3 separate regions of the Mus musculus genome follow, and regions 1 and 3 are each linked to region 2. A link is a loop called in an ENCODE intact Hi-C map of the cell type or tissue named here. Cell type or tissue: heart. All regions are shown on one strand.

What was found. Hi-C counts contacts between places; a loop is a spot of excess contacts. Peaks named below come from ENCODE experiments on the same cell type or tissue, not always from the same donor. Only the 100,000 strongest peaks of a DNase experiment are listed, where the experiment ranks them.
Region 1: a loop joins it to region 2, with 3 times the contacts of the local background. A loop is called at or near these places in 12 of 42 quality-filtered maps.
Region 3: a loop joins it to region 2, with 2.6 times the contacts of the local background. A loop is called at or near these places in 15 of 42 quality-filtered maps.

Annotation. Positions count from the first base shown.
Region 1 is chr11:64,216,624-64,224,623 of GRCm38, forward strand. No RefSeq gene overlaps it. Among named protein-coding and RNA genes, the nearest start is that of Gm12290, 56 kb to the left of the region's middle. In heart, a CTCF peak has its summit at 4,477 (motif pointing left); no DNase peak of the experiment used is centred here; H3K27me3 peaks cover 1,016 bases.
Region 2 is chr11:63,922,207-63,930,206 of GRCm38, forward strand. Hs3st3b1 (heparan sulfate (glucosamine) 3-O-sulfotransferase 3B1) reads right to left here and starts at 78. Exons shown (of 2, transcript NM_018805.2): 1 at 1-78. In heart, a CTCF peak has its summit at 3,236 (motif pointing right); DNase peaks (open chromatin) are centred at 205, 1,265, 2,355 and 3,095; H3K4me3 peaks cover 3,640 bases; H3K27ac peaks cover 1,475 bases; H3K27me3 peaks cover 2,839 bases.
Region 3 is chr11:64,076,062-64,084,061 of GRCm38, forward strand. Cox10 (heme A:farnesyltransferase cytochrome c oxidase assembly factor 10) reads right to left here and starts at 3,411. Exons shown (of 7, transcript NM_178379.3): 1 at 3,275-3,411. The coding sequence starts at 3,317. 2810001G20Rik (RIKEN cDNA 2810001G20 gene) reads left to right here and starts at 3,423. Exons shown (of 2, transcript NR_033780.1): 1 at 3,423-3,716; 2 at 6,592-7,198. In heart, no CTCF peak of the experiment used is centred here; a DNase peak (open chromatin) is centred at 3,440; H3K4me3 peaks cover 2,326 bases; H3K27ac peaks cover 1,370 bases.

The sequences.
Region 1 (8,000 bases), 290 kb after region 2:
ATGGGTAACGCCCCGGGAACAGAGTCCTGGCAGATGGAAATAGCTACCCATTTTGGGTATTCAAATGGAAGCTACTTTTCAGTAAGAGACACAGGAATATTCATCCAGTCCTGTGTGGGTCTGAAACATTTTAGCTCATCATGGGCCAACATCCAGGTAGGCAGCAGCATATGGAAGTCAGGAAATAGGGAGAGGAACACGCAGCTAACCTGACATCCTTTAGAACTCGGCAACTGGAAATGGCAGGAAGCTACACACTAACAATCAAAGGAGAAAGGTGAGCTCCAGAGGCCTGGAGGTTTATAAGAAGACCTCCAATTAAAGCCTGCAGTTCAGGAACAGAAGCATGAAAATAAACAATGCATTCATCTCTAATCTAGGAATTCATCAAGAAGCAAAACTGATGAAAACCAGGTCATAAAGGGGAAGGGTGGGTAGATTTTAGACGCTTGGCACTCATGGAGCGAACTCACAAAGCATTTACACCATGTAAGGAAGAAGATCAAATGTGATTCTATAAACCCTTCATACTGTAGACATCATACTTACAGGAACTAATTTGAGCTTATACCTCTGAGCTAAGGAAAAAGAGGTTTACGAACCAAGGAGAAAGGCAGTCATTATAGAATGGAATGTTAACACATCCCTTAGCTACATCCAAACAGCAGGTGGCCTAGGGCCCAGTTATTCCTCCTGATCGTGTCCCAGGCTTTTTAATTCCCATCCCAATGCTGCCTGCATTATGCTTGATTACACCTGAATCTGGCTGCCATCCCAGGATGCACTTTTGTAGCTTCTGACACCCAAGAGGGCAACTAGCTCCTCCTCCTCCTCCTCAGGCTATTCTGCATCACTTCTTAAGGAGAACCTCTTCTCCCAGAGCAGCTGAGCTATCCTGGCCATATAAGAATACTCCTGCATGGACTTGGTGGATGTCCAAGTCAAGATTTTAAGTATGAGAACTTGCTGTAAAATTACCTTGGATGACTGTCAGTACTCTGGAGCCAGCAAACGTTTCTCTACCCAATAAAGTTCTAAAGATGATATTTGCCAAACTGTGGGCATATTTATGATTTTCTCTTCTTAATTCATAACTATGAAGCCAAAGGTTTTTCTTCAGTCCCTTCAGGGACAAGAGAAGGCCACTTTATAGAGAAACACTGTAAACTATGTAGTTAGATGTGGCAGGCATTTTTTTTACTTTTGCTTTTTAAAAATTAAAATATTATCACACCATTTCCCCTCCTGTCATTTTATCCCCCAACTCTTTCCATCCTTGCTTTGTTCCCTCCAAATTCTTGAGAATTAAAATCATTTTCTTTATTATTGCTGCACATAGAGGTGCATAAATGTATAAATACAGTCTGTTGAGTCCATTAGTATTGGTTGTACGGATATGGTTTCATAGCTGACAGCTTGGCATTGGATAACTGATTAAGGGGCTTATCCCTATGGAAAACTAGTTCTCTGCCTCTCAGCATTTCTTAGTTGCCTGTGGTTTTTGTCTAAGCTTGCAGCCCTGTGATAGTTCCCTTCCTATGTTAGCATGTCTATTGATGATGATTTTTCAGGTCTTCTTTGGGCAGCCATATTGTTGAGATATTATGGGTAGAGATTCCATGTTATTTTTAGGAGACACAGTATCACAGCAGATTTCTTGCCTCTCTTCCACTCTTTTCTCCCCCGTCATCTGAGATGTTCCCTGAATCTTAGGTGTAGGGGTTGTGTGCTGTATGTATCCAAGGAAGTGAACAGCCTTGATCAGCTGTTCTCTGCATTTTGAGTGTTTGTGGTTTTCTATAATGGTCTCTGATACAAAGACAAAGGGAAGCTTCTTTGATGATTGGTGAGAGCTATGCTTGTCTGTGGATCTAAGTCTAAGTACTTAGAATATAGTTAGGTCTGGAAAACTGGAGATTGTAGGTGCTCCTTTAAGATCCACGATTTCTCCAGATATGGGTAGCTGACTCAGTTTCCAGTACCAGACAGAATTTCTCTCCTGTTGATCAGGCCTTAAGTTCAATTAGATAACTGTTGGTTGCTACCAAGATACGCATGTGACTCTCACAACCTTAAGGATACCTTGCCATGCTGGTCATTGTTGTGGTTTGCTGACATCATAGCTGTGTAGGACTACCAGCTGCTTCCCTCCGTTGGTAGCTCACACAGAACCTTCTGGTATTATACAAGCTAGTCTTCCGGGAGGAGGCTTTCAGGTCGCAGCCAGCTTGGATCCTCTGAGTCTTGTGTTCAAAGGCATGTTATCTTTAGCAATATGGGCTTGCCTTCTGAGAGGAAATCAAAGGCAACAGCAATAGCTTATATTGTTTTAAGGAGTCTCTTAGAATATACGTGTAAATATATAGTGTCTATATTAGATTACATTTATATGTGCATATTACAATATTATTATAGCATAAGTATTATATTAAACATACATTTTATATGAGTATTTAATATAGTATTATTATCATACAATGTTGTATAATGTATAGTATTAACATTATAATATTAAATATTACAATATATTTAATTTTATTAAACATGCAGCCAGCTGGGAGACAAAGGAGGATGGGTTACATGACAGAGTCCCAGAAAACTGCCATGAGAATGAAAATGGAATGAACAGCTCTACTCAGAGTGAAAATCACAGCGGCATCCATGGAAGAGGAGATACTGAGGGGAGAACTTGAGAGATAATAGAATTTTCTGCTGTCTGGTGGACTCTGAAGGATTTCAATCTGAGAAATATATAAAGGAGAAACCACAGAGACTCTTTAAATACAAAGCTATTTGCTCTTGGCTCTAAGATGTTACAGTGATAAGTACAAAAGTAAAAATTATAAGTAAGCCGGGCAGTGGTGGCACACGCCTTTAATCCCAGCACTTGGGAGGCAGAGGCAGGTGGATTTCTGAGTTCAAGGCCAGCCTGGTCTACAGAGTGAGTTCCAGGACAGCCAGGGCTACACAGAGAAACCCTGTCTCGAAAAACCAAATTTATATATATATATATATATATGTATATATATATATATATATATGTTTAAAAAAAGAGCTACTGAGAGATTGCCTGATGTTTTGCATTTCCCCAAACTCCACAAGTTTTCATTAGAGAAACATGAGGAGAATGGGGGAAATGAAAAGGGAGGGAGGGGAAGGAGGAGGAGGAAGAAGAGAAAGAATGAGAGGAAGAGGAAGAGAACATTTTCCTTCCTGTTGTAGTTCTGAGCTTCCTTCACTAAAGACAGTGACAGCTATTATGCTTTATTTAACTTTCAACTTTAAGAGTGGAAAACCTGGAGCGAGGGTCAACACGGCGACAATCATGTACAAAGGATGATGGGAACTGATGAGATGGGGTGGAGGGCTGGAGGGTGATGCACAAGGGCTTTCTGGTTCCAGAGGAGTTTGGCAGTGTAGTACAGGTAGCAAAACCTGTATGTCACCTTGTGGTAGCCTCGGGGCAGAAGACCTGTGTGAGGTTGTCTTGGTAGTAAACCAGAAGTCTGGATGAAGGTAGAAACCAGAAAAACCCAGTAGACTATAGTAAAGGCATAGAGAGACCAACAGAGAAGGTGACAACTACATTGAAAATGTTTGTGCGGCTTGTGAGAGGCAGGGCCACTGAAGGTCTTTGATGCCAAGTCTGATGACCTAACTTCAATCCCTATGATGGAAGGAGAAAACAGACTCCTACACGCTGACTTCTGACCTCCCACTAATGTTCTAGGGCGATTTGTTCATGCATGCTTACACACACAAAGTAAAAGGAATCATCCTTTTTAAAGGGAAAGAAAAAGTAGCTTATAGTTTACAACTACTAAGAGTGAGATGTGTCACGATGCTGGGGCCACACAGGGAAGGGACAGAGGTAGGCATGAGATGCATTGTGATTCCTGCATGAATAACCTGGCTGGAAAGACCAGTAAGCTTAGCTTACTGTACTCACACAGGGCTCTCTGGCATAAGGGCTGTCCCTGGTGGTCTGTTAGCTGGTCCTGGGGAGATCAGGGATGGTAGATATCAGCCCCGGAGCTTGATAGAGGGCATGATTAGTGGGTGGGCTCTGGTTGACAAGTTCAACCAGAAAAATACCCTCTGAGTAACTAGCTCTAAAAACTGGCTAACCCTGAAGCAATGGATGAGGGCCCAGCTGTCAACACACCTGTGTTAGTTACTTTTTCATCACTGTGACCAAACACCTGACAAAAGTGACTTAAGAGAGGAAAAATTTATTTGGGCTTATAGCTTCAGCCCATGTGGAAAGAAAGGGTGGTGAGCTAATAGCAACTGGTATGTGTGACAGTGGCTTCTTTATATGCATGGCGTGGACAAGGAAGCAAAAAGAAGTAGGTAGGTAGAAAGTAGCATTAGTTGTAACTTTCAGGGCCCTTTCCTAGCCACACCTTCTACCAGCTAAGGTCCATGTCCTAAACACTCCTCAATCTCTCAAGCTCCCAAACAGCACCACCTGCTGGGAGCCAAGTGTTCATACACCCAAGCCCGTGGGGGCACATTTTAAGCTCAAACTGCAATTTCATTCCAACATAGGATATAAAAACCACGATTAATGTACTTGGGGGATCTTATTAAGACAGAAACTTGGGATCCTGCCTTCTGGAACGCATTTGGTCATCCAGGTGGGGTTTACAATGTGCATTTTAAATAAGCTTTAAACGGTTAATATTGCACCCACTGATCTGTGGCCCTGTCTTTAAATAGTGTTGATCTGAAGGAGATGAATACAGTAGAAGTTGCTGGCATCCTAGACGCCAAACAGCCCCTGTCTAACCAACGATTCCACAGGGAAGGAGGCACTCAAGCTATCCAGCCACCCACAGAACCAAAACTAGGTTGTCTGAGCTCTACAGATACTGGCTTCAATACTCTCCAAGGAGAGAAGTCAAAGGTAAACTTAATATACATACTGACGGTCTTAGCTCAACTCAAAACCAATTTGAGCCTCCTCCCAAATGTACTTAGATGCATGGAGGGCAGCAAATTTCCACAAGTTACCATTTGATGATGACTACATGTATATGAAGGTGCAAGCTAGATGTTGTATGGTTTTATTTAAATGATGTGGGGTTTTGTTTTTAGTACAGTATAATACAAATCATAATTCTGATACAGCTTCAAAATGCAAGGACTGTAGTACCTGACATCATGAATTGGAATATTTAGCCATATCTCAGGAGAGCTCTCCTTCTTTCCTCACGGTTTCCATGCTCCAAGCAATGATTTCTATCATAGACAAGTTTTTCCTGACTTAGAGCTTTGATTTGTTTGTTTGGTTTTGGTTTTGGACACTTAAATTCTCCTTGCTGTGTAAAACTTTCCACTTCTCTGTAGCATTCCATCGGATGACTCAATATATTTCTGTCTTTCTGGTGATGGGCTGTGTCCAGTTTATGTGCTGTCAGGAACATCTTTGTTCACGGTCCATGCATACTGCTGGTAACAAATGAAAAGTCCACATCTTCATCAACACAGCTGGCTGTTTTATTTCAGACATCCTGGTTGGGGCTCAGCAGTATCACACCATAGTTGGGTGTGCATCGTGAAGAATAGAGACAAAGGAAAGGGAAGGTTTGGAGAGAAGTAGAAGTTCCATTTGGGGCAACTTGCCTGGGGTGCGACAGCCTGTCTGAGGCAAAGTAGCTTGCCTGAGTTGAGATGAGGAAGGGAAGTGGAAATTTCAGCAGCCATTAGAGCATTCATGTGCACTATAGAGACAGCACCGAGCATTTCCTGTGTTCTGGAAGCTGGTAACCTAGGCACAGTGGGTATAAACATGAATATTTTACACCAGTCCCTAATGGGGATGACAAATACTGGGGAGAGATGGGTGAGAGACACAATCAGGCAGTGTGGTAAACAGGTGCAGTAGGGATTCATGCCAAGTCTTTGCCCTGGAATTAGGAAGGTATCCATCAATTTGGTCTCCTAGAGCTGAAGAATATGTCATTGGGAGGTGAATTGGATCCAAGGCCTGATAAACGAGCGGTGGTTCATTAAGAAGGTAATGGAGAGACAAGCCTGAGCAATGGCTTAGAGGTTGGGAAGATGGTGACAGGGTTGAAGGCAGCCCAGGGCTCTTGTCTAGAGGCATGGGGGTGGGTGAGAGCAGGCTGCAACAGCGGTTTGAGAGCAGACACTGAAAGGTCCCTGTGCTTCACTGAGCATAAATTTCGGATGGCCATTGAAGTCTGCAAAGATGGCACTGCCGGAATCCTTCAGAAAGACATTGCTGTAACAGGCTTTGTGATCTAAGGTAGATAGCAGGGGAAATAAAAACGAATCGACAGAGTCGCTTTTGAATAAAATATGGCACTGTTCTCTCTTGCAGGACAAGAATCCTCATTTATGGGGAACTGGGAAAGTACTTAAAGTGATGATTTTGTTCTGCCAGGGTGAGCCCGGTCTGAAGGTAATTTCTCTAAAGCAGCTGTTCTAAGTGTTAGCTAAATGGCACCAGGGGATTCCCTGGACACAGGTGTCATGTTCAATCTTATTCATCTATCAATAAGCCGGATTCCATGTGTCGCTCGGGTGGCAGCGTTGCACCTCTGAGACAGGAATTCTATTAACAGACACATTTTGTGGCTCCAGCCCACATCCCAGCTGCAGTGCCTTCAGAGATACGTGAAAATTCTTGGTCTCTCTCTCTCTCTCTCTCTCTCTCTCTCTCAATCTCTCTCTCTCTCTCTCTCTCTCTCTCTCTCAATCTCTCTTATTTATTTATTTTTTGGGTTTTCAAGACAGGGTTTCTCTGTGTAGCTCTGGCTGTCCTGGAACTCATTCTGTAGACCAGGCTGGCCTCAAACTAAGAAATCCTCGTGGATCTGCCTTCCAAGAGCTGGGGTTAAAGGCATAAGCCACCACTGACTGCCTGGCCCTTGGTCTCTTTCAACAGTGGCTTCACATTGAATAATCCAAATGCAAGTGACACATATTTTGACTAAATAACTCAAACACCCATGACATGTGCCTTCTTCCTACTGCCTGGGGTGGGTTCCCATGATGATCTTTTTAAAAGCGAAAGTGAAATACAAGTTTTTAAGTTATTTTTTAAAAAAAGATTTTATTTTTTAACAATGTGTGTTTACTTCTGTGTGGGTTTGTGCATATGAGTGAAGTGCCCTCAGAGGCCAGAAAGGGACATCAGATGCCATAAAGCTGGAGTTACAGGTGGTTGTGAGCCACCTGGCGTAGGTTCCTGGGACTGAACGTGAGTCCCTTGTGATGGTAGTACAGGCTCTTAACTTCTGAGCCACCTCTCCAGGCACTACCTAGGTTTTTGAATAATTAACATGGAAGGCAACACATGGATTTCTCTCTTTCTCACCCTTAAAGCGGCAGCTATCTCTTCCCAGCTGCACACCAGTGCTGGTTTCGTGCATATTTGTTTCAAAGGTACTTCATATAATTAGAACGATTACAACTATACTTGTTTTTAAAACCACAGATGATAGCGCATTTTTCTGCTCCCCTCTTTACTTAACTCTGGCTAGACATCTCTAGTTTGAAAAATCGTAACTGAGATAGTTCAAAGTGTGAAACATTTTGAATGCCAACATGATGCTATCAGTGGAAATTCCACACTTGGCCTCATGATGGATCATGGGTCAAACACCACAATACTGAGATAATTGTATAAAGTTATCTTCAGGCTAAGACATAGAAGTAACCTAAATAATTTGTGTATAGAGCTGTAAAACATCCCCAGTATACCTTATTGTGTAGATATAAATATTCCACAATAAAAACATCAAAACTCAAACCCCTTTGTTCTCACACATTTCAGATAAGATGTTGGATCTGTGACTAGTTCAGATTTCCCTTCCATTCTTTTTCCATTTTGATTTTATTTTTAGTTTGTGTTTGTTTTCATTCTTGTTTTTGTTTTTATGTTTGTTTGTTTTTTGAGACATCATTTTATCATTTTATAGCCTGTTGTTTTAAAACAAAATCCCAAATGTTCAATTTACCAATGAACA
Region 2 (8,000 bases):
GCCGGGGCTGCCTCCTCGCAGCCAGGAGATTGAGAGCAGCCCCGGCGCTTGCCCGCTGAGGCTGCGGCGGAGAACTGCGCAGGAAGAGAGCCCAGCACTGAGGTGGAGTGGGCGGTCCCGGCCTTCCGAGTGACGGGCTGCGCTACCTACCAGGAGGCGCGAGCAGCATGCAAATGCCGGAGCTTCACCCAAGTCGAAACAGCCAATCGTCTCTCGGAACGTGGGGGTGTGGAAAGGGTTCGCGAAGGGGGGTAGAGCAGTATGGGGTTGCTATTGGCTTCAGAATTCAAGGGGCGGGTTCAGGGAGGCGAGGCCATCGGCTGGTGACAGGAGCAGATGGTGAGGATGCTGGAGTGACCCAACGCTGAAAGAGGTCCCACCCGGTTGAGTGGCGCTCTCTTATACACGCGCGCTTTTCCACACTCGCTTCTGAGGCCAGTCTTGGCTATAGTTGCCTATGTGACAAAGATGCCAGTCCTCATCCAAGGGTCCCGCCATCCGGCTCCTGAGTGTAAAAGCTGCAGAAAAGAGACAGGGATGGAAGAGGGAAAGCCGACCAGACGTGTTTCCAGCCCCACCCGCAAACCCAGTTTCATAATCGGGGCTCAGGGAAGGGCCTCCAACAGACCCTGATTTAGGAAGTTTAAGTAGGGAAAACCTCGGCGGAAGTCACTAACTTTCCCGCTCTCTCAATATTGTCCAGAATGGTCTCCCTGTGCCTGGCGCTTAATAGGGACAGACGTAAACACTATCTCACTCTTTCCAAACTCTCCTGAAAAGGCCTGGGGGGTGAACAGAGAGAAGGAAGGTTGTTTAGTTTAAAGACACTAGTTGAAACTTAAAGTCACATGTCGGAGTTTTATATGGGTATCTGTTCCTTGGCATCATTAATTTGATAGATGTTCTAACTTCTTTCTCTTGAACAAACAATTAAGCCGGCATCCGCCCCTGCTTAGAAGATTGGTTGGGTTTCTGACCTATGACTCTGTACTGAATCCTAGGCGTTTTCCCCCAATAACTTTTTTTTAAGTCGAATGTTGATATGGGGTAAATTCAGGAGTAGTGACTAGCACTTATTTAATGGTGAAAATCCACTCCGAGGCTTCCTTGTTTCGCACCTTTGTCCAGGGGGGCGGCCCGGAAAGGGGTCTTCTCAGAAACTGTCAGCTCTGGTGAGGGAAGCTCGGGCGCTGATGCCTGGCCAAATTTCTGCGCTGGCGATCGGAGTTAGGAAAGTCGGGATGGGGACGTTCACCCAAGTGGCGGCTTGAGAGCCTTTCGGTGCCTGGAATCCATTTTCCGCAAGACCGAAAGGCCTCCAACGCCAGGCTGCGTGCGGTTCCGGGACAGAATTTTCATTCCTTCCGACCCCCGTGCAGGCCGCGGGGACGCAGGAGGTGACTCACTCTGCGGCCACAGGCGCCTTGCACTTCCCGGTGGGCACCGGCGGGCGAAGCGGAACCGATCTTATCCTTTCTCCCTTTACTCAACTATTTGAGACAGTGTGGGGGTAATCAGAGTGCATACTGTCTCCCTCCCGGAATTAATGTCCCCAAGTGCCCAGAGCTCTTGCTGCTCCTCCACGGTCCGGCTTCCGGACGGTAGAGCCAAGCTAAAAAAGTAGGTTTGAGTTGTGCACCTCGGATTTGAAGTGCATCCTAGCCATAGCGGTGACCAAAGATGACAGAGCGGCCGCCACCGGACCTCTGCGCTCTTGCTATACTCTTTTGACATCCCTATGTGTCTAGCCCAAGACAATTTCCTACAAAACGGTTGAGAGGGAAATCATTTAGTCGGAGGACACTTTTCTTTCTTCTCCTTTATTGCAGCTGTTAGGATTTCTAGGGTTTCCACACCCCTCCCCACCGCCGTCGCTGAGATGTGGGTTCTTCGAAGTGATTTAATAGTCCTCATTAAAAAAAAAAAAAAGTTAATCAGTCAATGTAGGAACAAATGCATCTCTGAGCACTAGTCCGGCTTTTTGTTTTCAGTTCGAGAAGGAAAGATCAGGGTCTCCGACCGGCGCCTTTTCAAGTTCTCGTTATTTAGATGGGAAGGAAGTTGCTGATTTGAAAGTGGTGAATTGCAGTTCCCACGTGGCTCCCTGAAGGCCTGACTACGTGTAAATAGAAATGGTCCCTGTCCTGTGGGTTAGCAAAGGCCATTAAGTGAGCGATTACACATCGAGACCACCGGATATATTTGGAGTCTCTTTTTCCGGGGGTGGAGGGAGGAAGCCAACGAGTGGAAGCAAAGACGTGGGCGTCGGAAATTGCCAAAAGTGTGGCGCTGAGCTGAGCGCCTAAGGGCTAAATCGCAGCCTGGCCTACTAGGTCCGGTTGCGGAGAACAATAGGGGAGTTCTCTCTATGCCCCAAGCCAGGGCCTCGGCCGTCCAAGGTCAGCGGGTGGGCGGGGTCAGAATTTGCAGTTCGGAGCAAGTTGCAGGCTGCGACTGCACGCTTTGGTCCTTTGGCCTTCAAACTCCCCAGGAGCTATCCTGGAGTGACTTGGGAGTTACTCCTGTGCCATAGCTTCCCTCGTTCAGACCTCAGCAGATGCCATTTCTTGCTTGGCCTTACACACCAAATGCGAAGCCTGAGATTCGATCTTGGGCAGAGCTGATGCCAATCTGACTGGAACCCCCTACCTTTATCTATCGTTCCTGGGTATCCAACAAGTGCTACCACCAGAACCAGAAAAAGAAAAAAAAATGCCCTCCAATAAACTTATCCACAATGCTTACTCTTTGGAAAATATGTTAAGGGGAGAATTCAGCTTCAGCACACCTGAGGTTTATGTCTTATTTGGGTTCGTTTATTCATGGTTACCTAATGAGAGCGAGTACCCAGTCTAATCTGCAAGGCAGTGGTGGTCCTTGCCTTCTTTCCCTGGGTCCTGTAGCTAGCAACCTGTTGTGACTCCAAACTTTCTAAAAAGGAATGGCCTGAGCTAAGATTCCAGCAGAACACGCTCTCCGGCTTCCATCCTAGCAGCTGCGCCTGACCCGCCTCCTTTCTGATGGCTTCGCCCTCCCATCCCCCGCTTGTCCCGGCGGAACGGCAGAGAAGGCATTTCCTGGGCGGCCTGAACCGGTGGCCCAGAGCCCCAGTTCCTGCCACCGGAACCCTCTGCATTGCCCGCTGCCAGCTCTGCCGCCCCTGGAACTGAGCAGCTGCGAGCCGGATCTGGAGGGACTGGCTGTGAGCGCGGCCGCGGGTACCCTGCCCGCCCACCAGGGAGCGCTCCGACCTGCGCTACTGCTGGACTGTTGGCTGCGGCAATCTGGTTTCAGCAGAGCGGGGCGGAGAGGCTTCAACTTTGGCTTAGATTCGGCACCTAAGGCTGCTGGCGCCTCCTGGACGTCACAGGCGCCAGTGTCCTCTCTGTTTCCCCAAAAGGCTATAGGCGCCGCAGCCTAGAAGCTAAGCATAGGATGGGGAGGATGGGTAAGGAATTCCTGGAGATGGCGGTGGGGGGTAGGGGTGGAGGCAGTGGCTGACCAATAGGCTAGAAAAGCTTCAGTCCCCAAGTCCCACTGTGAGAGGCAACATCAGCCCCCACGGAGAGCTGAGCCTGGATTCTGAGTAAATAAAGTCTGGGGTCTTTGAGTGACTCAGCTGCCAGCCTCGCTAGGGATGCGAGTTCTCATTTCATAAGGGGGGAAAAAAAGTGTGATGCTCAGATTGAATTTATGACGTGAGGGTTAAGTGATGCGCTGATTCCGTAGTTTTCCTGCACCATGAACAGCACCCTGGGCCGGGGTCCTCCCCGCCCACCCTACCCTGTACCCTGGAGACCTGGGCAAGGCATGGGAAGTGAGAGAACCCAGGAATTTCCTGAGCCTTTCAGGATGGATGTTTCCCTGCTCTGGAAGTCACAGTTTCTGTCAGGATGTCCTCTAGCTATAGCTTGGTTGTCAGCAGGCCCTACCAGGAGGTCTTCTCAGGTGGAAGACCTTCACAGCTGGGACTCTCCGGCTGATTAAAGAGTTCTGTGATTATACTTTCGTCAGGCCTCCCAGTTGGAAGGAGTGATTCTTCCCGTGTGGACACTGACCTGTGCTCCAGCAGATCTGCACTGCTTCTATAATCTGCCTCCCTGCTACCTGCCTGCCTGCGGGACTGGTCAAAGTCAAAGTCAAGTCGCTCTCCTGAGCCGCAGAAGATCAGGCCATAGATTTGTCTTCAGCCCTTCCTCTTAGAAGCAGACCCTCCCCACATATAAACACACACACACCATCATCATCATCGTCATCATCATCATCATCATCGTCCCCACCACTTCTGTCTTCGGTTCTCCCGGGGATGCCCTTCACTAATGGATGGACAGAAGTCTGAAAAAAAAAAAAAAAAAACTAATCTCATTTAATTTTTCCACTAGAAACTTCCTATGGAGACAAAGTTGTGCTACAACCCTACTATGTGTCTACAGGACACCCAGCTCCCCACTGTCTAAAACAAGCTTTCTTTATTTGTTTGTTTGGCTTTTGTTTGTTTTGTTTTGTTTGTTGAGACATGGCCTCACTAGGTATGTAGTCCTGGCTCTCCTGGAACTCACTCTGTAGACCAGGTTGGTCTTGAACTCACAGAGATCCTCCTGCCTCTGCCTCTTGAGTGCCCGATTTAAAAAAGTGCGAGGGGGAGCTTTAACACTCTACAACAAGACAAGGGTTTCTGGAACATCTCTGAGACCACATGGACGGCAGGGCATTGAGCTTCTCCAACAGGTCCGCCTTGCCTTCTGTCCCTGCTTTCACTGTAGAGGAAGCTGCGGGCTCCCTGGAGCGAGCCCAGTAAGCACTTTCTAGCCCAAGGATATCTCTTTCCCAACAACCAGCTGAGAGCAAGCTATTCATCCAGCTGCCTTTTCTGATTGCAGAGTCCCTATAGAGAGAGAGCAGTGGGGCGGGGCTTAAGGGCGGTCCTGTCACAGGGCATCCTCTGCTGATTGGCTGAAATCATGTCTGCTCCAGAGCCTCCTATGGGGTCAGGAAAGGGTGAAAGGTGTGGACCCATGTCTCAATTCCACTTCTGCCCTCTGCCCAAACTTGCTTCCTGACCCTTCTGCAGTTGGGGAAGGGTGAACAGGGCACCTGCACACTTCACGGGACCCATCTGTGCCTACCATTTCTGGCATGGTTCATACCAGCAACCCCGGCCTATTCCTATACGGTTTCCACAGCAATATCTGTGTACAGTTTCTATCCTCGCACCTGTTAGTTCATCTGTGTCGAACTACCTTTACTTGTTAAGGATGGAAAATCACATAGCTCCTGAAAAAGTAAAAAGTCAAATGTACAAGAAATATAGATTATGTCTCTTTCAGAACCAAACCAGACACAGCCATACTTGCTAAGTACACAGTCTAATACAGTTCTCTACATGTATTTTTTATGTGTTTGAATGTTTTGCCCGCATGTATGTACATGTACCATGTGGGTGCCTGGTGCCCACGGAAGTCAGAAGAAGGCAACAGACCTCCCGGAACTGTGGATAGAAATAGTTATGAACCACCATGAGGGGGCTGGGAACAAGCAACAGGTGTTTTTAATCGCTGGTACATCTCTCCAGCCCTGCACTTCATTTTTAAAAGCTGGGAGTATTAAATAGCAACTCTACCCTGACATGGGTGACCATGGCCTATCAGTTTGTGTATATAGGTAACTTCAGTGCTACACTATTGTTACGGTTGATGGCCAGTATTGATAGGGTATTAACTAAAGACCCACAGTTTGCATTAGGCTTTGGCCTCAGTGTAGAACATTCTGTGAGGTTTGACAAGTGGATAATGGCAAGAATCCATCATTATTAAGAACCTACAGAACAGGTTCCTGCCCTAAAAGACCAGTATTCCGACACTGCCCTCCTTCATGAACTTTTAACGTCTTTATAATTTCTTTTTTTTTTTTTCTCCCCAGATGTCACTACAGGGGCTTCTGTGTTTTCCTGAGCATCAGTACCTAACCCTATGTCATTAAAGATGCATGATCTTGGGAGCTGATGGAGCCATGAAGCTTCAGCCTCATGGCCCCTCCCCCATCTCTCTGGCCACTTGAGATATAGCATCACTCCCTCCAGAGGAGAAAGCAATGAGGCCCCACTGTAAGAGGACACCCACCAGACTCCTACCAGTGCCTCTGCTTCCGAATGGTTCCACCACCTAATGATGAAACAAATCATCGTAACTTGAAGTCACTAACTTGAGGCTTTACATTCATTCATTCATTCATTCATTCATTCATTCAGGGGTAGTATGCACACGTGCCGTAGCATTCATGTGGAAGTCTGAGGACAACTTTCAGGAATTGGTTCTCTCCCTCTTCCATGTGGGTCCCAGGTATCATATCTTGGTTCTCATGCCCAGCAGCTAGCATCCTTACCCTCTGAGCACTGGGCTTTGAAGTCATTGAATTTTGAAGTAGCTGAAAACTGGAACAGAGCATACCCTCAAGTATAGAAGAAACTTTTTTTTTTTTCAAATTATTTGTCTCACGTAAATGTGATCTCAGGGGTGTATGTCTGACACGGCGCTCTGTCCTTCATTTCCTTCTATCTACCTATAAAACTCTTCTGTTTAAAGGATCAAATCTTCAATTACGGTGGACTGTTTTTCAAAGGTTTATTTTATTTTAATTTTATGAGTATGAGTATTTGCCTGTATGTATATGTACAGTGTGTCCAACAGAGGCCACAAAACGGTGTCATGGAGCTGGCCCTACAGACACGTATAAGCTGCCATGTGGGTATGGGGACCTGAACTTGAGTCCTCTCTGAGGGCAGTCAGTGCTCCTAGCTACCCAGCCATGTCTCCAGCCAGTGGCCGTATCACCAGAATGGCAGCTCTCTGCATTCATTCTGTTCTACTTGCTCTATTTACTCTTGCATTTTTTTTATTTTTTTAAAGATTTATTTATTTATTTTATGTATGTGACTGTACTTACTGTAGCTGTACAGATGGTTGTAAGCCTTCATGTGGTTGTTGGGAATTGAATTTTTTTATGACCTCTGCTGGCTCTGGTCAACTCCACTCGCTCTAGTCGTCCTCACTTGCACCGACCCAAAGATTTATTTATTATTATACATAAGTACACTGTAGCTGACTTCAGACGCACCAGAAGAGGGTGTCAGATTTCATTACGGGTGGTTCTGAGCCACCATACAGTTGCTAGGATCTGAACTCAGGACCTTCGGAAGAGCAGTCAGTGCTCTTACCCGCTGGGCCATCTCAACAGCCCTATTGTTGCGTTTATTTCATGTGCATCTATAGCAGCTGGGTGGTTCTTTTTGCTGGCCCTACTTAGGTACTCCCTCACCTGTGCTGCTGAGAGGCCACACCCTCCTGGGCTTAAGGGCTTTCTTGCAGAATGTATTACTGTATTTATTAGTCACAGTTCTGCTTTCTATGTCTCCTCTTTCTGCTAGGTCCCCTGCTTTGTTCTGTCTTCCCTGGGCCCCTCAGTGGGGATACCTCCTGCTTACTGAGGCTGTGCCCTGCAGCGGGGTAGTCCTGAGTCCAGGGGCAGCCTCTGTTGCTGTGTGCCTTTGGGAAGGCAGTGTTGTCATTCTATGGAGTGGTCAACAGGTCAACAGTGCTCTGTGCTCTCCCACTAAGCCCCAGGACCAGCCCTGCTACTTACTTCTCTCTTAGGAGAATCTTGGAGCTGAACACGTCTGAGATAGCATGTTTCCAGAGTCCAAGGAAGCCAGAAGACACTCTTCCATCCACGCTGAGTTCAGCTTCACACTGTCTCCTCCACACTGCAGGCTTTAGCCGGTTTTGTTTTCGACTTACATCACTGTCTGCAGCCCTTCCTCTCGTCATAGTCCCCTTGTTTCCAAATGTCCATATTCTTCCAGCTCTCCTGAGCCCCTTTCCCTGGCTCAGCCTGTCTCACTCAGGACAGATTTTACCTTCACCCTCTTTCTAGTGACATTTAACAATATATGGGGACATTTTGTTGGTTGTTGCATCTAGTAGGCAAAAGCTTGCTTACCGCTA
Region 3 (8,000 bases), 150 kb after region 2:
GATTGTCGGTTCAGTCTCTATGAATTCCTATGAGCCCTGGTTAGCTGATTCTTCCAGCCATGTTTTTATGACCTCTCTGGCTCCTACAATCCTTCTTCCTCTTCCATGGGCTTCCCCAATCTCTGCCTAGTGTTTGGCCATGGATCTCTAAATCTGAAGCAAACTGTTCTCATCGGTTATAGAATGCAGTGCTCGGAATGAAACAGCCTCTATCTTCACTAGACTGGCAGTGCCTGCTTGCAAGAGTCCATCAGGATCCAGCTTGATAGCTGCTGGCATTCCCTCCCAGAGGGGTTGGGGAGGACTTGGACTCTCACCTGATCCAGCCACTCCTCACAACCATTTGTTTGCTATTCTGCCTTAACTGCATATGGCCTCAGGCTTAGAGATACTAGAGTAATAAGGCCGGGAAAGGTGCCCTTTCATGGCTATGGGGAAGCCATCATCTACACTGGGTACAAACTTGCAAGTGCAGCTGCTTTGATATCCCCTCCTACTCCTGCCGGTAGCCCCCTCACCCATGCTCTATAAGCAACCCAATAAAAACAATGGCTCCCTAGGCTGAACTTTGGTGGAACCATCCTTTGGTTTTTGATTAGGACCTTATGATGAGAGAGTAGGCACTGTTTCCATCTCCCCAAGGAAAGATTTCTCAAAACACCATCATCATATTGTTTAGTTCTTCAGATGGCAGAGTCTCTTCTTTAGTCAACTCTGCTACTACAGCTCCTGGACACTTGCCATATAACAAAGTGAAATGACATTTGGTAACTGACTAGCACAAGTAGACTTCCTGAACTGTGAGAACAAGTCCTGTCCTTGGAAATACAAGGCCATTATCTGAAAGTAGAGGTAAGCCAATTTGGCACTGAAGTCATATCTTCAAATCGCAATTATGACACGCTTACTTTCAAGTGAATGGATATATGTTTGCCTTGGAACCACCCTGGAAATTCGTTCTAGATTAGATGGGTCAATCTGAAACTGTACAGAATGGCTGTAACAACACTGTGAGGGGTGGGGAGAGACACAGCTTGGAAACTGTATTTATAAGTGACTTGGTTTTGTCAAAGTGTGTCAAGTGTCCATGAACAAATACATAGAAAATAAAAGCAATTTCTGGCCTAAGTAAGCACATGAAAATACACTTTAAGATCCACAGGACTTTCAACAGATATATTAAAATCTGAAGAGATAATCAGAACACCTATACTCATCATTAACACTGGACTGCGACTGCAGGGCTTTGTAAATCAACTAAGGAGACTTAAAGTTCCTGAACCATATTTAATGGAAATGAGAAAAACTTAAACTTTTATGAGCCAACTCAGAAGTAACTGCTAGTTACTAAACAACCTTAATGATCCCTCTGCCGACTCTTCCCATCAAACTTCTTAGAGGGATCTTTCATATATTTACATATGAGCAGGTTTTTCTGAAGATATGCTCAATTTCAGAAAATAAGCTATTAGTTCCCACTGTTTTACAGCTCCAGAGGCTGATCCTAGAACAGAGGGGTGGGGGGGTGCATATGCAACCTGTCTCCTAGCATGATGAGACTTAAGAGTCAAAACAGAATTGTCCTAGAAGAAGCTGAAATACTGCCGGGCAGTGGTGGCACACGCCTTTAATCCCCGCACTAGGGAGGCAGAGGCAGGCAGATTTCTGAGTTCAAGGCCAGCCTGGTCTACAAAGTGAGTTCCAGGACTGCCAGGGCTACACAGAGAAACCAACCCTGTCTCGAACCCCCCCCCCCAAAAAAAAGAAGCTGAAATACCAAACAGAAAAGTAGAAAGAAAGGTTGCCCTGAGGAATCTGTATACAAAGAAGAAGCGTCCGTACAGACAGATAGTCCAGCACTGAGATGAGCCCTCTAAGAATGAGTACCGAGTGTCTGCATCGAGGAATACTCACAATCAGCGATTACAGAAAGTAACAAAGAAGTGAGTCAAGAAAGACTCACAACAGACACACACACACACACACACACACACACACGAAGAACCCCATAAACTTTTTATTTTAGAAAATGACAGTCATATGAAAAGAGGTGTCCAAGGAGGCTCTATCACTCAACGCACAGCTTTGACAATTACCAAGTACTGCCCAACTTTGTCTCTTCTACCCACCCTTCCACTTCCTGCCCTGGTTTATGAGCCAGAAGGTACCTTTGAGATCACCTAGCTCAGTTACCTTATTATAGACGCGTAAATGTTTCATTAAAGAAAGTCAAATGATCTGCACTGGGATCATACAAACGCACGGGAGAAAAGAGCTCTACAGAAGCACAGTGATCACCACAGTCAGCCAGACACAGTGGGCAGTGTGTAAGTGACAGGGAGGCCTACAGGATGGTTCTGGGCTGTGAGAAGGTACACAATGGCTTCCACTATCTTGTCTGTACTATAGATCACTTTGCCACCATCCATGGATACTAGTCACAAAACCAACCTCCTCTTTAAAATTTCTACCAGCACAATCTCATTCATTCACAAATGACTGAGCATCACCAATGCACATAGGCATTGCTCTGGGCATGAGGGATACAGTGGTGAACCAGGGAGACAGACTATCTTTACTTTCACAAAGTGTTTCTCTTACTGGGAGGAACACACTAAATTGTTGCACATCTGTACTGCAGGTGTGAACAATTACACCGTGTGTTATTCATGATAAATTAATATGATATAAGAAAAGAAGGATAAAGACTCCTATTTTAGTTAGAGTGCTAAGGTTGGCCTCCCTGAAAAGGTAAAATATAGGAGCTTTTCAAGAGTTTGTGATAAACACACATCTGTCAAAAGTCCTTCTGATGGAAGGAGCCATACTGATGGTACAGCGCTGGCTCAATGGGATTCAGTTGGCAGTTATCATTATCATGGTGATTAAGGTAACACTTTAAGCTGGAAGACAGCTCCTTAACGGGGGGGGGGGGGGGGGGGAGGTGCGCTTCTTGTCATTAAAAGGCGGTGGCCAGGAACCGCGGCTCTCATGTGCCAGGCTTGTGGAGCCCCATGGTTTATCCTGTCCCTCCATCTTGCACTGTCTGAAACTCCAAAGAGCACGGGATATCAAGCCTTAGGGACCACCTGGCCTACGGTGCAAAGCTGGTCCACAATACTTGGCCTCGTCCCTTCAGGTGACCCTAAAGGTCACCTCCCTGCCAAGTGACAAGCCAAGGGCTTCCAAGGTTGCAGGCGGCCGGCAACACGGTACCGCACATGGCAAAAAAGAAAACAATTCGTCCACGATCATTCCCAACCGGGTACAATACCTGTGAGGAGGCGCGAGGAAATGGTGTGCGGGGACGCGGCCATAACGTACTGGTGCAGCAGTCCCCAGGACCCCAGGACGCCTCTCACCTCACCGGCTCCTGGGCGCCGCCATCTTGCTAGCCCGCCCTCTGAGTGAGGCGGGACTTCCTCTTGTCACTTCCGGCTCCCAGCGCTCTCTGAAAGCTAGGCTAGCGGAGCTTATAAAGATCGGATGGTAGAGCTTTCGCTTTCCCCTCAGACGCTCCAGATGTAGACTAGGTGAGCTCTCTGCCCGGGAGGGACAGATCGTCGGAGCCCGCGGGCGGAAGGCGAGTCGTGGCGGGGTTAGGGCTCTGGAGTCCGGCCCGGCCCGGCAGTCCCCTGAGCTTGAAAGAATTGAATGCCTCCTCAGTTGTCACCCAGGCTGATCTTGCGCAGGCTGTTGGCTTCTCGTGGAGTTTGGTAAGTAAAAAAACGAGGAAGAAAGAAACTCATTAAAAGAGCAAAACATGACTTACAAGGGCAGTTTGTGTTTGCTTTCAGCGATGAGGTGAGATCTCTGTGGTTCACCTCAGGTGCTGATCAGGGGCCACTGAGACAGGAGTTTGTGTAAGAGCACGCACTGTGTCTCTGCAGCAAGAACTGGTCATGGTGAGCGTCATCCCGATAGGGATAAGGTAGAAAGCGCTATGGAATGAGGTTAGCATTTCTGTGAAGTAGGCTAAAGAAAGGCTTTGAAGAGCCAACTTGCTGCTCAGTAGAAGGAACTGTGAGAGTTTTCCAGTTTACCAGGAAGACAGAGCAGAGAATGGGATTTTCTGAGGCCCATCACAGTTCATCACTGTGGACCTAGGATAATGGTTGTCCCCATCAAATTAATCTTAGACTAAGGAAGAAGAGGATGGATTTCTGGTGAATAACTGAAAAGTTAACAACTGTTCAATCCACTGTTTTTCGAGCACTTTGAAATGCTGTGTTAAGTGAAATATTACAAAGTACAAACCTTAAATCAACAAATGAAAAGCACAATTTGGGATCTAATCACACCAACAGTGAGTGCTGCTTAGGGGAGGCCTTCTGCTTTACAGCTATCTTGGTTAATTAGACCCACTGTTCCTGGAACTCTGATCATCATAAATAAGTTAGCCCTTTACAAACTAGATCTCAGATACCTAACTCAATGGTTACATGGTATGGAACCTGAGGGCTAGAGAGATTGCGTGATTCAAACTGTAGATTGTATAGCAGTCTACTGTACTTCCTATCTCTTTATAGTTGTCTCTTAAAATTTGTGTTATAAAACCAAAAAGTGATAGGACTGTACACCTATAAGATGGCTATAAACAAAATTAATCAATAGCAGGAGTTAACAAGTTAGTGAAGAAGTAGGAATCCTGATACATTGTTTATAGGAATATAAAATATTGTAGCCACTTTGGAAAAGCAGTTTAGGTGTTCCTCAATAAGTTAAACACAGCGCTACCTCCTGACCCAGCTGTGCCTTTCCCAGGTATATTCCCAAGACAAATGACAGCATTCATTCACTCATAATATCCCAAAGTGGATATAACTCAAGTTATACATCAACTGATATTCTGTGACATATCCACATACTGGCCTATTTGCCATGAAATGAAAATAAAGTGCAAATACATACTACAACCATGAAAACAATACTAAGTTGAAGAAATCAATCACAAAAGGCCATGTATTAGATAGTTTCCATGTGTATGAAAATTCCAGAATTCTTAAGTCATTAAAGAGAGGCAGTAGGTAAGTAATTACCTGGTGCTAGTGGGAGGAGTAGAGAGAAAAGAGGAATGTCGCTGGTGGGTACAGGGCTCATTTAGATAGAGAGAAAATGAAAATAGTCCTAAATTGATTGTGGGGTGGTTATACAACTTTCAATATACTTAAAACCTTAGTGTAGACAGTTGATACCAATTTTGTAGATGTAAAATTTTATGAAGATAGTTGTATATAAGTATCTTCATATATTTCATACATGAATACATTATGGAGATAATAGGTGTTATTTTCATAGAAATTGTCTAAAGACTGTCCAACTCTGTCTTAGTTAGAGGTTCCCTTGCTGTGAAGAAGTACCACGACCACAGCAACACTTACAAGGGAAAGCATTTAACGGAGGGTGGCTGACATACAGTTCAGAGGTTTAGTTCATATCATCATGGAGGGAAGCATAGTGCCATTCAGGCAGGCATGGTGCTGGAGAGCCGAGAGTTCTACATCAGCATGTGAAGGCAGCAGGAAAAGACTGGGCCTGGCTTGAGCACCTGAGACCTGAAAGCCCACCCCTTAGTGACACACTTCCTCCAACAAGGCCACACCTCCTAATAGGACCATTCCCTATGGGCCTATGTGGGTCTTTTTTTTTTTTTTTTTCAAACCACCACAGACTCCCTCAGTTTTCATTATTCATCATGCCAGCTTCTCACTGATTACAAGTTCCCCAGCCTCTGCTTCGTATTCCTTGGCATCAGCATACTTCCTCTCTGGGAAAAAAAAAATCTTACTTACAATAGGGATAAATAAAAAGAAATATTTTAATGGTCGTGAGTTGGGGTCCTTCCTTTGTTCCTTGCTACTGAGGGTTTAAATGAAGCAGGCACTTCTAAGCTCTACCTCCAGCCCCATGCTGATTCTTTGCATGATGAGAAAACTTCAAGAGGACTCAACTACTGCTAGGGAGTAACATCTTTAAACTGTGCTTCCAGCAGATGGGAAGCAGGGAGGAAGAGAAACTAGCCCCTTCTCCTTCTGCCACTCTTGCTACATTGTGGCCCTCATGGGCAGAGCCATGCTGAGCACCTGTAACAATGTGGTTGGCCCATCCCCAGCTCTAGGCACAGTTTGGCATGCATGGCAGCTTTGTAAATTACTGATGGGAATTCTTAGAGTAGATGCTCTACTCTTAAATGATTGGAATTTACAGCCTCATGGGAACTTGACCACCCAGCTCAGCTCCTCAGAGTTCCCCCTTGTTCCTCTAAGGTGACTGATCACATCAGAGTGGGATCATTCTCTGAGATCATTCCAGATAGGCACCTCAATTATAGTCTGCCAGCACCCTTTCCCATCCTTACTTTCCAGGGCTCAGCTCCACCCATGAGTCTTGGGATACTAAAAGTGAAGGTTACAATTATTTAGAATGGGAGAGTGGCAGGAAAGTGCACTGGGTAAGCTCTCTTTGCCACCTTTGTAATAAATAGACACTGATTATAGCGAGGGATAAAGAATTCCCAATACCAAAGAGGAATCAGAGTTGCTTTAAAATACCATAATGTCATCCACCCTCATCTCTCACTTCGTTTTCCAGAGTTTTTGGACAGTGACGTAGGATGGCTGTGTTGCCCAGACAAGAGAAGAAAAAGAAGAACCTGTTGCTTAAGTTCTGGAGACATTTTTGTTGCTGTTGTTTACTGAGCATGTGAAGGGAGGTCTTTCTGCCTTGCCTGTTTTATTTTCAGGAAGCAGGGTTGGGAATGAACCCTGGCGCTGAGACAGCCATCCTGAAGCTAGAACAAGCCGGAAGAACAAATAAACCCCAGTTTCTTGTATCCTGGCTGATGTATTTAGTGAATGGCCTAGGGGGCTGAACAACCTGCATTAAAGCTTGCTGCAGATACATGAGACAGAGTCAACTGAGCTTGGGGCAGCTCTCCAAGACGGATGCTGTGCCCAATTTAAAAAGACAAAGTCAAATAGGATGAGGTTTGGGTTTGAACTTTTGTTTTTTTTTTCAGATGACCTCAGTATGTAGCCTACGACTTTTTTTAAACTGGTGTTTCTCCTGCCTGGGCCCTCTGAATACTAGAAATGCAGGTATGCACCATGGGGTTGAGGTGTTAACCATTTCTAAAATAAAATAAACCTGTAAGGCTTTAAGTAACACTAAAAATAAAAATAAAAGGGCATTTTGTACAGCTTTGTTTCATGTTTCTTATTTACTGTGCACCCACCTCCTTTGGTGATGTCAGAATGTCTGGTTTACCACATCAGGAAGGCATCCCTCTCCTCACTTGGCCCTTTTCACAGTATTGGAGCCTAGTGATGGTAAAATGTTCTGAGCATAGGAAAAAAAAGCATAAATAAAAAAAAACAACCTATGCTTGAGAAAAATAATAACCTTACGAACCCTGTTAAAGACTGAGGGTTTTTGGTTGTGGTGGTGGTGGTGATGGGTGTTGTTGTTGTTGTTTAACTATGGGGAAATGGTTATGTATTCTCATAAGTGAACCATCAGTATTAAATACTATACAAGTTCAAAGTACAAGATGTGGGGAAGACAGTTTAGCAGGCAAAATCCCAGTTAGGTGACTTCCAGGACAGTAATCTTTAATAAATGACTAAGAATGTGTGGACCTTCTTATATCTTTTCTGGAACCAGCTACAACTTCTTGTCAGTGAGCCTCTTTTTCCTCTGCATTTATACCTTTAACCTTTAGACCAACAAGAAACAAAATTTACTTTGTTTTTATTGTATTCTTTTAATTTGGGATGTGTGTGTGTGTGTGTGTGTGTGTGTGTGTGTGTGTGCGTGGCCCCCTCCTGTGAGCCATGACATGTGTATGAGGATCAGAGGACAACTTTCAGGAGTTGGTCCTCTCCTCCTCCCATGGGTTCACTCCAGGAGTTGAGATCAGCTTCTCAGGCTTGCAGATATGCATTTGACCAGCTGAGCCATCTGCCATACCAGGTCTATTTGTTAAGACAGTGTGTCCCATA